Linked DNA regions of Mus musculus: regions 1 and 2 are each linked to region 3. The links are chromatin loops, found by intact Hi-C in ENCODE. Cell type or tissue: gastrocnemius. All regions are shown on one strand.

What was found. Hi-C counts contacts between places; a loop is a spot of excess contacts. Peaks named below come from ENCODE experiments on the same cell type or tissue, not always from the same donor. Only the 100,000 strongest peaks of a DNase experiment are listed, where the experiment ranks them.
Region 1: a loop joins it to region 3, with 3.0 times the contacts of the local background. A loop is called at or near these places in 6 of 42 quality-filtered maps.
Region 2: it touches region 3 in a loop (3-fold over the local background); 26 of 42 quality-filtered maps call a loop at or near these places.

Annotation. Positions count from the first base shown.
Region 1 is chr9:69,361,918-69,365,917 of GRCm38, forward strand. Rora (RAR-related orphan receptor alpha) reads left to right here. Exons shown (of 11, transcript NM_013646.2): 5 at 2,249-2,644. It overlaps Gm15511 (predicted gene 15511), which reads right to left and starts at 2,330. Exons shown (of 3, transcript NR_136934.1): 1 at 2,079-2,330. In gastrocnemius, no CTCF peak of the experiment used is centred here; DNase peaks (open chromatin) are centred at 1,072 and 2,365; H3K27ac peaks cover 2,175 bases.
Region 2 is chr9:69,294,218-69,298,217 of GRCm38, forward strand. All of the region lies in intron 2 of Rora (RAR-related orphan receptor alpha), which reads left to right. Among named protein-coding and RNA genes, the nearest start is that of Gm46153, 9.4 kb to the right of the region's middle. In gastrocnemius, no CTCF peak of the experiment used is centred here; a DNase peak (open chromatin) is centred at 2,386; H3K27ac peaks cover 2,915 bases.
Region 3 is chr9:68,955,240-68,959,239 of GRCm38, forward strand. All of the region lies in intron 1 of Rora (RAR-related orphan receptor alpha), which reads left to right. Among named protein-coding and RNA genes, the nearest start is that of Gm31262, 130 kb to the left of the region's middle. In gastrocnemius, a CTCF peak has its summit at 1,882 (motif pointing right); DNase peaks (open chromatin) are centred at 1,153 and 1,892; H3K27ac peaks cover 227 bases.

The DNA of each region.
Region 1 (4,000 bases), 410 kb after region 3:
GTCTGGGCAGACGCGCATGCAACATGGGTGCTGCTCCGTCAGGGGAGGCTCTCTCAACCCTTTCCCGGGCCCCTCTGGCAGCTTCCTACAATCCATAGCACTTCCTTTATTCGTGATCTATGGGAATCAGCCAACTAGCCGGTGAGGGTAGACACCGAAGTGTCCTGTACTCAGAATAGCTTCAGGTTGTCAACATTTCAGAAACTACAGGTATGTGTCATCTGAGGGCTTTCATGCAGGAAACCCAAGCCAGGACAAATTGGTACTTGCCTAATGCTGGTAAGTCTACTGGCATTTGGCAGGAAATAGTTCTTACGGTAACTGGGTCAAATGCCTGCCAAAGTCAAATTTTGCACCTTCCAAACGTGTGAAAATAGTGAGTGAGGCTGGGTGATAGGTGTTATTCTTCATTGAGAAGGCATGACAACTAGGGATAGGCCACTTTCCAGTTACAGAGCATCTCAAGATCCCTCCCTGAAGCAGCCACTCTTAAGTGCACGGAATAACACCAGGATTCAAGACAGTCACACGTGGAAACTGGCAGGAAATGCAGTGGGTCCAGCTTAAGGACTTTTCTGAGTATACTGACCGTCCCCAGAGATCTCCTGAGGTGTGGGGTGTCTGTCTGCCCTTCCTACCATCAGCTGTTCTTAGGGCCAACAGAGCCACCCGAGCTCATGTTCACTCGCACTACATGTCTTGAGAGCCTTTTTGCATCTTTTGTCTGCCTTCAGCATCAAACTGACAGGTAGGGTTCCTAGCTGCCTGTTACAAATGCATTTCCTTGGGCTGGTCCTTTTTTCCCCTTGCTCACTGGATATAATCGTCATTTTATTAAGACAAACGTTAAAGTGTAGCTTTAGAGTAGAAGCTTTCCTCATGGGGTTTCTAAAATAGCCTCTGCCCCACCCCAGATTAAGTATCTTCAGGGTGGCTCTTTACACACCTATGTCATAAGATAGCATAAGTTGTTGTGATTTGTTGCCCAACCCTCTCTGAGCTCTGGAAGCCCCAGAATGGCTGAGCTCCTGGCTTGTTCCCTCTGTAGAAAGGGCAGACAGCCTCCCCTGGCAAGACGACTCCACCAGCTGGTCAGTGGAGTGCTCTCGTTCCCAACTGCATTTCCATGTCCCCTGCCTTCTGCCCCTCCGTCACTCTGACAAGGCTGAAGTAAATGAGGTCGTCCCCCCAATCAGGAATCAATTTAACTATAATCAATTAGGAGAACTAAATCCCTCCAGCAAAAAGCGTTGTCTGTAGAGTGCCTAGACAAGAGGGCAGGGGGATGACACCGTCGGTGGGAGGAAACAGGTTTTCTATATCTGGATGAGTGTTTCAGGGAAAAAAAAACACCCGAGACAGTGAGTCAGGAAGCTGTTGCCATGCTTGCCCAGCCAGATCCTGAGAAGTGCCACAGACACAGACCCTCCCCCAGGGGACGTTACAGGCCTTGCCCTCCCATGTTCTCTTTACCTGAGGCTAAATGATTGTAGAGCAAAGTATCACTTTAACGATGGATCCAGCTAAGATGCCCCGGTTTGTGCCTCAGCTACTTGAGAGGCGGCGAGGATGACAGCTTGTACCTGGGACTTCAGGACCAACCTGGGCAATATGGTGAAATGTATTTTCTCCAAAAAGAAAATAAATACAGACAAGGCCACACCTGCCCACAGCTCTCATAGACATACAGTTCTGGGAACTATAGACAGCTTCACGGTGAAGCCCCAGATTCTTATGTATGGGATAGAAAGAATACTTAGTAAAAGATGAAGCTTCCGCCCCAGTATATCCCATGAATCTTTGCATCTCTGCCTGGCGGCTCAAACACTACAAAGTAAGGGGGCGGGTCTGGGCCAGGCCATGTCATATAAAGTGACCAGATTATGACACCACAGAGCTAGGTGCAACGTGCCTGTCATCCTCAGGAGGCTGAGGTAAGGTGGCCACCAGTTCAAGGCCAGTCTGGGCTACTTAGCAAGACTCTGTCTCAAAAAGAAAAATCAAAACATTATATTCTTAATGAGCCTAAGGGCACATGACCAACAAGGGAAGAAGGGTTGCCTGGGCTAGCTTGTCACCTGGGAGGGTGTGTTTGCAAGGGGGTTGGGGGCAGCTTGAGGAAGTTGTTTTTGCCGTGTGGGTGACTTGCTTTTATGCCGACTTGCTCTGAGATGTTCTGGAAACCTGAAAGCTTGAGAGAGGATAACTCTGCCTGGTTCACGGTGTGCGTTGCTTTCTCTCTTCCCAGCTGTCAAGTTTGGTCGGATGTCCAAGAAGCAGAGAGACAGCTTGTACGCCGAGGTGCAGAAGCACCGGATGCAGCAGCAGCAGCGAGACCACCAGCAGCAGCCTGGGGAGGCGGAGCCGCTGACGCCCACCTACAACATCTCAGCCAATGGGCTGACGGAACTGCATGATGACCTCAGCACCTATATGGATGGGCACACCCCCGAGGGCAGCAAGGCCGACTCAGCCGTCAGCAGCTTCTACCTGGACATCCAGCCCTCCCCAGACCAGTCGGGATTGGACATCAATGGGATCAAACCCGAACCCATATGTGACTACACACCAGCATCTGGCTTCTTCCCCTACTGTTCCTTCACCAACGGAGAGACTTCCCCAACCGTGTCCATGGCAGAACTAGGTAAGGCAGTATGCAGTGCTCCTCCTGGTTTGCTCTGGGCATTCCCTGTGAAGTGAAAGGGGTACAAGGGATTGTCTATAATGGGCAGGATTTCCCCTCCACCTTGCCCAAGCTTCAGATGCCAGCCTCCCTGTCTGATTGTTTCTCATGGGTGTCCACTGCAAATGTACTGCTCTGAACCTAGACAGGATGTATGTAAGCAACCACAGTAAGCACGGGAGAAGGCCACTTGAACTGGTTAGTCACTTAGACTCCAGGTATTCCTTTATGCCTAACGTCACACACAGACATGGAGTCCACCAGCCCAATCTAAGCCATAGGCATATATTTATATTTTAAAGTCTTTAACTTGGTTGCTAACATTTTTAAGCTTTTAATTGACACTGAACAGCTGTGTATAAATCATAAGGGACAGTGTGCCTTTTCAGTACATGTAAACATGCTGTAATAATCAGCTAGGGGCATGTCGCATATCTGTCATGTTGAACACTTAAAATTGATTCACAGGGAGCATTCAGAATCCTCCTTTCCAGCATTTTCAAAGGGATGGCCATATTACCATTATCTGAGCCACCCTACCATGGAGCCACACATGACAGTGTTCCTCTTCTGATCCCAACTGTACCACGGACCTGCTGCACATTCTCTCAGTCCTGGTCCTACCCTGATAAACTTGAACATTTATGAGAAAAATCAGCTTATCGGTTCTTTGTGGGGAGTTTGATTTTTTTTTTCATTACATTGGGCCAATATTTGTGAACACCAGTAACCAGCTGGTACCCTTGGGGGATGACACATCTGGCGGGCCCTCAGGTAACCAAGCTTCGCTGCACTGGTGTGAATTGTAAATGCCTGTGGTGACTTAAGTCTGAACTTGCCAGAATGCTTTAAAGATGACCATTGGTGGCAAAACTGGTAAGATTTCATACAGGGCTCGCTTTGCCAAAAGGAAAACAAGAAAAATAGGAAATCAAAACAAAACACCGCAGAGACACAAACAATTCTGTTTTCCTATTGTCAGGGCATAGCTGTTTCTGGGGAGACGATGGCCCAGAAACACTGATGACACAGACAATGGAAATGTTCCCTTCACGTGCGTTATGCTAACACCCTCTCTATATTTAATCAATTTTTTAAATATGGCACTATTATTAGAAAACCTTTGATAAGAGCCTTTACAGTTTTCAAATGATCTGCTATTCCCAGTGATTCTATACATGGGCTTATTAAACTCCTTTGGGATATTTCAATTAGCTGCCGCAGAGACCCGGGGTGGCAGAGACCCAGCGGGTTCTGACTTGAACACAGAAACCCTCAGTACAGCCATAAAGGCTGAGTTCCTTAGACGGCACCTCC
Region 2 (4,000 bases), 340 kb after region 3:
AGAATACTTTGTAATGACGGTGTTTGTGCAGGCCTGGGTGTAGCTTGGTTGATGGAGTGTTAGATTCATATGTTCATTTCTTCTTTCCTTAGCACCAAAAGAAATGTCAAAGATGGATTTTTTTTTTGTTTTCTACATATTTACAATGTTTATTGCAGACCAAGCAAAGCTGCTTGAGTCTGTGTGTTTCACATTTGATCGTTCAAAGCCGTAACCTTTAGACACATTACGCTATCGGCTACACTTACTTTATATTTTTCTGATTTAAAGTAAATTTTTAAACATTCCCCTGTCACATCCAGTATAAACTGATGTTTGATAATGTTTCCAGGTCCTTTGAGGAATGACAGGCAGAACTATGCCCCCATCTAGCCACTCCCCAAGAATCCTTCCCATTTGTTCTGGCCTTTGGACTGGAGGATAGAGAGGTTCAGCGCCTGAGCTCTGTGAAACCATCAGTAGTGTGGGGATGACAGGACAGGACAGGCTTTCCCCATAAGCTGTCAGAGTGCTATGCCTAGAGAAGAGGTCTAAATAAGAGCTCAGATTAGCTGATGAGAAATATGGGGTCGGGGGGAAAGGCACTTGAAATAGATTGTTTCTAGATTTTCTATTTTAAGTGAAACATTAGCCCCTGTCGGGTTTTCAGATAGGATAACTTAACCCTCTGCTCTCATGGCTGTACAACGGAAGGCCAAGTCGACTCCGGGCGGTACTTTTCTTTTCTCGGTTTCTGCTTTTATCTGAGGTTGACTAGACATTTCCCAAGCCAATAGGGGCAGGGTATCAATCTGTGTGCACTTCATGGCTCACGCATATGCCTGTTTGTGGCATCCGATGGGCCCATGCATTTGAGTTGAAGAAGATGAAGCTACACAGCTCTCGTGCCATAGCTAATTTCTTTCGGCAGATACCCCATAGAGCTGGACCAGGCAACTGAGTCCCACCATCTCCCTGTCACCCCACGAAGGAAGCTATAAAAATGCCCTGTACGTAACTTTGCCTCTAGTTAGCGTAAATGATAAGTCTGCCGTTTATATGGGGGGAAAAATAGATTCAATTATGTAATGCTTTGCTGAGCCTAATATCTTTAAATTACTCTTTAATAAAATCAATTTGGTACAAATGGGGTTATTCTTATTTGCTTCTCATAGCTCTTCATGATTTTCATTAAGCCTGCTTGGTATTAAGATCTGGGAGAGAACCAAGCTTGGCTTTCCTAAATAGCATAGAACAGCCTCGTGAAGTGCAGCTGGCCTCTGCACAGAGTCATCATTATCACAGAACTCAGTCAAATACTTGTCTGCCTGTCCCATTTATCTTTAGGCAAAGAAGGAGGTTTACACGTGTGTCTTTTTATTTTAATCCATTCCATGTGGTCGAATGCTGGTCAGCATGGTTGTGTTGCTAGTGAAGGGGCATCAGTGCATAGTGTTGAGAAGCTTGGCGTCTCTCACATCAGCAGAAATAGAAGGTTTCTTGAGGAGTCGCAGGAGCTCACTTCTTGCTGGGTTGGTACTTAACCTCTCCGGGTACCGGATGGAGGTGTGCTGTTCTTTCAGAGGCTCGGGAAGGAATGAAACTTTAAGTCACTCAGATTCTATGTCCCGTCAGCAAGTGGGTGACACGAATGTCCTGTTATGCTTGAAAACCCTCCTGTGATTGGAGAGTTCACTATTTCCAGAGGTAGCTTATTCCATGTTAAATCAGAAAGACCATCCCATATCAAGCAGACATGTCTGCTTAGTTCTCATAAGTTCCCTCTGGTTCTGAGCCCACCTTCCCATGCTGTAGGGGACACATGTGATCCTTCCAACTGAAGACTGCTATTTGAAAAGACACACACACAAACACACACACACACACACACACCTACCCATGAGCTCTGATGTCCCTCTGCCTCCCATCTCACTCAGGTTCACCGTTCAGCCACCTCACAATCTTGGTCAATTTCTTCCTCAAATGAAAAACACACTTCAGTTTGTCTGGAAACATTTGACATTTTGATGCAAAAAGTGAGGTCCAGCTGCCTAATATGATATGGCTGACTTGACTAACAAAACAAAACAAAACAAAACAACTTTGTTTCAAACATATTAAGGTACATAAAGAAGGCTCTATAACTCGACTGGGGATCAATCCTAGTGGTAATCCTTGTAATTTGTGGAAGCGGGGGCTTAAGAGTTTATGGGTACTTTATTTGACTTATGTTGATTATTTAAACTACCCAGGAAAAAAATTAAAGTCACAAAAATAATTATAGGAACATTACAAGCTCTTATAAGTTTTGGGTGTTTTTTTTTGTTTTGTTTTGTTTTGTTTTTTTGTTTTGTTTTTTCACAAAGCAGTATCACATCTGAGATGAGGCTGCCCTCTAGTGGATACTTGCTCATGACAGGCAACAGCCATGCCAGTGCCAATGAAATTCCCATCAGGCTAGTGGAAAAGGTCAAAGGTTGTGAATATTTTCTCGACAGCTGTGGGGCATTCTTCACCAATTTCAAAAGTGTAATTCATTATCTTGTGCAGTTATTAGAAATGACTTATTAGATAACGAATCTCTAATGTTTTCTTGGAAGGAAGGAAAGGTCATTTTAAAGGAACAAGTTCTATTAAAGCTTGTTCGTAGCACCCTGTTGTCTGTACTAAATCTGAGTGGCATTTGGTTCCTGAGCAGCTAAACCTGTATTGAAATCCTTGTTTTGTCTATTCTCCATCCTTGATTTTTTTTTCTTAAAAAAAAAAAAAGCCAGTGAAATCTAACATTTTTCATTTTCAAATCAAGGCGCTCTCCCCCCCCCCCTTCTCACACACACACACACACACACACAGAGGATATAAATAATTATAACCGCTGATAATCTTTTTGGCATCAGAAGAAACTGTTTAGCTCCTTGGTTTTGAAGACTCGGGTGGTTTAATTCACCCAAACTTTCAGGTTGTCTCAAAAATAAAGTATATATGATAGAGGATGATTGAGCTTGAAAGAGTTTACAGGTTAAACGACTGGAAATTGGCTAGGGTGTTGCTCACTTGGTAGAGGGCTTGCCTGACATTTAGAAGGCCCCGTGTTCAAGCTCCAGTCCTGCATAAAGCAGGCATGGTGGTGCACTCCAGTAATCCCAGCGCTCATGAGGTAGGAGCAAACTGAAGGTTATCCTAGGAAAGTTGACACAGACCAGCCTGCAAAACAAAAGACAGGGCTCAAAAGCAGACAGAAAAATGAAAATAACAACACACATAAAAGCTCTCCATGTAGAGTCAGAGAAAAGAACTCATTTGAGTAATAGTTTTAGGCTCTTTAGTGAGCTTTGAATTCGGCTTTGCCTGATGTATCAACCATGAAACAATCTTACCTCTGTGGAGGAGCCAGAGGCATCTAAATCCTGAAAATACTGATTTTCCCACTGAAATGCCTCTTGGGGGGTTGCAGGGGGACACACCACAGAGGTGTAAGAACACGAGGTACAGTGGGCTTTTTCATGGCTTGAACTTTGGGACCCGAGCTGTAATAGCAAAGACAACCAACCAAGATGAAAGATACCGCTGGGATTTTAAAGGAGTATGATTCTGGCCTTGCTGATACTCGAAAGAAGCAACTGAACTTTTCATGAAAACAAGGCAAAAACAACAACAAAAAGGGGTTGGGGGGTGCAGAGAAACTGCTGCTTTGGCCCTTTGATCTTAGAAATAAGGTCGTGGTTAAGAAGTGAGGACTTGTGGTTAGGTTGAGATCAGCTATTGAAGCAAATTGTTTTTTTTTTTTTTTTCCAAAGTGCACCACCCAGAAGTGTGATCCGCATGCTGTTTGTATTTCTTTTCTTTATATATATATTTTTTTTTGTTTTGTTTTGTCACGGATTGTTATCTTCATTTCTCACTTCTGATTTCTACAGAACACAGTGCAAACATAAATATTTCTTTCGGACGATGCTTGAGTGTTTCCTGTATGCTAGACCATTCTGGTGCCACCTATATGCTGTGATAGTCAGATTCAAGC
Region 3 (4,000 bases):
CCTCAGCTGAAGCTAACCCATCTCTTTCACATCCCCTCCCTGCCACCAGGGCATCCGGACAGGACAAGCCTGCACAGCAACATCCTCACCTACCAGGAAAATAAAAATAAATTATAATTAAAAAACAAAAAAAAGATTCTTGATATCACCAGGGCTCCTGCCTTTCAATCTAATAGGAGTGAAAAACCAAATCCCTTACATAATAACTTTTTCTTAAAAGGCCACGGGACTCATGACATCACTGGGTAGTTCTAAGGAAGGGGCCAGGATTCATGGAACTCAGGGTGCTACGTTTCCACATGCAACTCCAGTCATAATTACCATGAAATTATATAAGTGCAGAGTACCCTGCCCTGTGTGTCATGTAAATAAATACGTACCTGCTTTATGATAATGAACTGGAAAGGTGTGGCTCACTAATCAGGAGGCACAGGAAATTTACCAGTGGGCTATCAGACCCACAACTTTCTCTCAGAGCCTCAAAAAGATGGCTGAAGTATCTTTTTGATGGTTTGAATCAGTCAAGGCCTTGGTGAGACACCCTAGACTGGCCTTTTTTACTTCTCTTTCCATCTTTGCTGTTTGAATCTTCAAAGTGTGGTTCTGTTAATTTGGCAATTAATTAAAGCTCCCGAGAATGTAACTGCTCAGGATCCACAGGCAACAAATCCCTAAAACATACTGCTTTGTGTGACTTTGAGAAAATCTTCAGTAGATCTGAGCCTCAGTTTCCTTCTCTGAGAAATGGGAATAATGTCCAGGGCTGATACCAGGGATTGGCAGCATATCCCCCCCCACCCCCCAGAGTCGGTAGGATTAACTGCGGTGACCACAGGGACTCACTCTGTATAAACAGCAACTTTAGCTGTCATCTGCTGTGACTAGGAAATCCTACAACTTCTGTACCAAGAGCTGGGCCTGACTCAGCTGAGTTGAAGCCCTGTCAAACCATAGACACCGTCATGCTTGGTCGCTAGAGAATGATACAAGAAATGCAAGACTGAACTTTTGTCGTCTTCTGAAGAGATTATAGGACTGTTTCCCTCCTGAAATAACTGACGTTTCGGCTGCGTGAGAGGGAGGAATTACACCCAGACACTGACAAGCTGGGAGGGGCTGCTGAACCCTGGCCAGCAACTGGATAATCCGCCAGCCAGGACTCCCTTAACCAAGAAGACTCCCATCATGCAATGCACGTGCCTTTGACTCTGAATCCCAGCTGGCTTCTACTTTCTCTCAGATAGAGTATCTCAGGATACCTCACTCAGGCTAGGTTAGTCTAGGGGGATATGGGGTGGGTGTGGGGCAGCAACTTTCCATCCGTGTTAAGTCAGACTTGGAGGAACTTCTAGGTTGGTTAAACCACTCTCCTTAGAAGCAGAGACTCAGCTAAGCAGAGACTCAGCTCCCTGACGTGCCTGAGACCGCACCTCAACGAATACAAAGCTGCTTCCTGACTGATGACAGATTTATATTCCAAAGTGCCACAAAACTTGTAACCATAGTAACAAACAAAGCTATTACATAAAACAGCTTGCCACGTGAAAGCAATAATTATGTTAAGCAGTTGGGAGGAGGGAGTAGAAGGAGGCCTGATCAATGGGGAAGGCACCAGGAAATTGGACTGAAAAAAAGAAGAAGAAGAAGAAGAAGAAGGAGAAGGAGAAGGAGAAGGAGAAGGAGAAGGAGAAGGAGAAGGAGAAGGAGAAGGAGAAGGAGAAGGAGAAGGAGAAGGAGAAGAAGAAGAAGAAGAAGAAGAAGAAGAAGAAGAAGAAGAAGAAGAAGAAGAAGAAGAAGAAGAAGTTGTTGTTTTCCTAAATGACATGCAACTGGGGGAGGGGACTGGAGCACAAGGACGAGGCCTCATGAAGTTGAGACCAGACCCCACCAGGTGGCAGTGTGCAGAAGTCAAGGTGACAACTCAGGTTTACTAATTCTCGGAGGCTTGGTTTTAAAGCAGGGTGCCTTCTCCTGTTGCCAGTTTGATGGAGGGATTTCCCAATCAACACTAATAATGAGGAACTGGCCCCAGCTTAGATTTTTTTTTTATTAAAGAGGATGCTGGTTGAGAAATCTTCTCTTTGCAATAAGCAGCTCATAGTAAGTGAAGCCTCAGCAGGATGTTATCAGCCCTTGGGCGGAGGAGATAGAGCCTGGCTCACCTGTAATGAAAAGTCTGAGTTTCTGTGCGGTGCTCTCCCTCCAAGCCCTTGCTTCTGATGCTGCACTGCTCTTCCCAATCACCTTGGCTGGTGTTATGAAAGCCAGCCCAGGGTCCCACACTCAGCATCTCTGGTTTAATTGTATGCGGTATATAGAGAAGGCATTATGGGTGTTTAGCATCCTCACAGTCATTTCTAACTGCTAGTGCTTGGTTGACTAGAATGCTGTTTCTTAAGGGAGATCTAATGCAAATTATTACGATGTGGGCATGTCTGCGGGCAAGGTGACTTGAGGACCAGCTTCCACAGCAACTTTGTGTTCTTTATTTTTCCAGCTCAAGAAAAAAAAAAAAAAACCCAAGTAGTATACAAAGTGCCACCCAATGTTTACGGCTATTTTTTTGCAGTGGTGTTGGACTTCAAGGACTTGTCCTTTGCTTCTAGAGAATTGGGAGCCAAGTAGTACATACTCCCTGACCAGCTAGATAGCTTTCGTGGGACCGAAAGGGTTAATACAGTGCAGAGGCATCTAGGAGAATCTGAATATCTGTCTAGATGTTGTGTAATTTCAACCAATCAATCAAAGGACACTTTCAGGAACAGCCTTGGGAAAAAATGTCAACTAAGCAAAAATGCCTGTCCTCCGTTCCTCCTCCTCCTCCTCCTCCCTCTCTGGTCTCCACCCAGTGGATGGAAAAACCTATCTTCCCTCCCTTCTATTTTAGATGTAAATATGTTGGTGAGCAAAATACTGGGTTACTCAGAGCAACAAATAGCCTTTTCAGGGCTAATGCATGGGTATTCTAATAGCCTTCATCTCTGGAGCCCTCAGTACATGGTAGATAATATACCATGAGCTTTAGCTCACTTAATGGTTGCAGTATATTTGAGAGGGAGCCATTATCAGCTCTGTTTGTCAGAAGAAAGAAACTGGGGTTTCATGTGACTTGCTGTCTTGGGCTTGACCCCGGAATTAGTAACTGGCTGAGAAATGTAAGCTTTCCTTGGTATAACCTAGACTCCTATCCTGTTCCCCTGCTTCTTTCATGGCTTCTTAGAGCCAAAGGTCCCCTCCTGTCCCTCATAGGAGCCACCGGCCATGAGAGCCTGTTTATACTTAAATTCAAAGTAATTAAAAGCCTGTGAAGTTTAAAATGTGGTTCGTCAACCACACTAACCTCATTTAAAGTATTCTGTGGACACAGGGACTAGAGACTCCAGTATTGCACTGGTCAGAAAGAGAATTTACATCACCATGGAAAGTTCTATATTAATTTGCTGTCTAAGTCTGATGTGCAGGCCAATAAAGCTAGTGTTTGGAAAGCGGAGGTGGAAGGATTACAAATTTGAGGCTAGCCTTGGCTACCTAGTAAAACCTTGAGAAGTTGTTTCAAAAGAACCAACAGGGAAGGAAAGGGGGAAAGCTGACACGTTTGCCCTGAGTTTGTCTATCCTCTGCCTCGACATGAACACACACATGAACACACACATGAACACACACATGAACACACACATGAACACACACATGAACACACACATGAACACACACGAAACAAAGTGGCACCATGAGACAAAGTGAATTTTAAGAAGAGAGAACAGCCTGGCATGCATGGTGCCTCTAACAATCTGCTCAGAACTCCAGTTGACTCTCATGCTACCTCTGTGACTTGACCCTAGAGGGTAACTGCAGAGCGTTTCAGCGGGTTCTACACTCAAGCAAATATTTGCTCAAATCCCATTCTTTACCCAGGCTGCTGTTAACAAACGTCAACAAGGCTCGGAGGAGGCTTTGTTCTCTCCTTGGCCTTAAACTAGGGCTGCTTTTTCTGGTTTCCTCT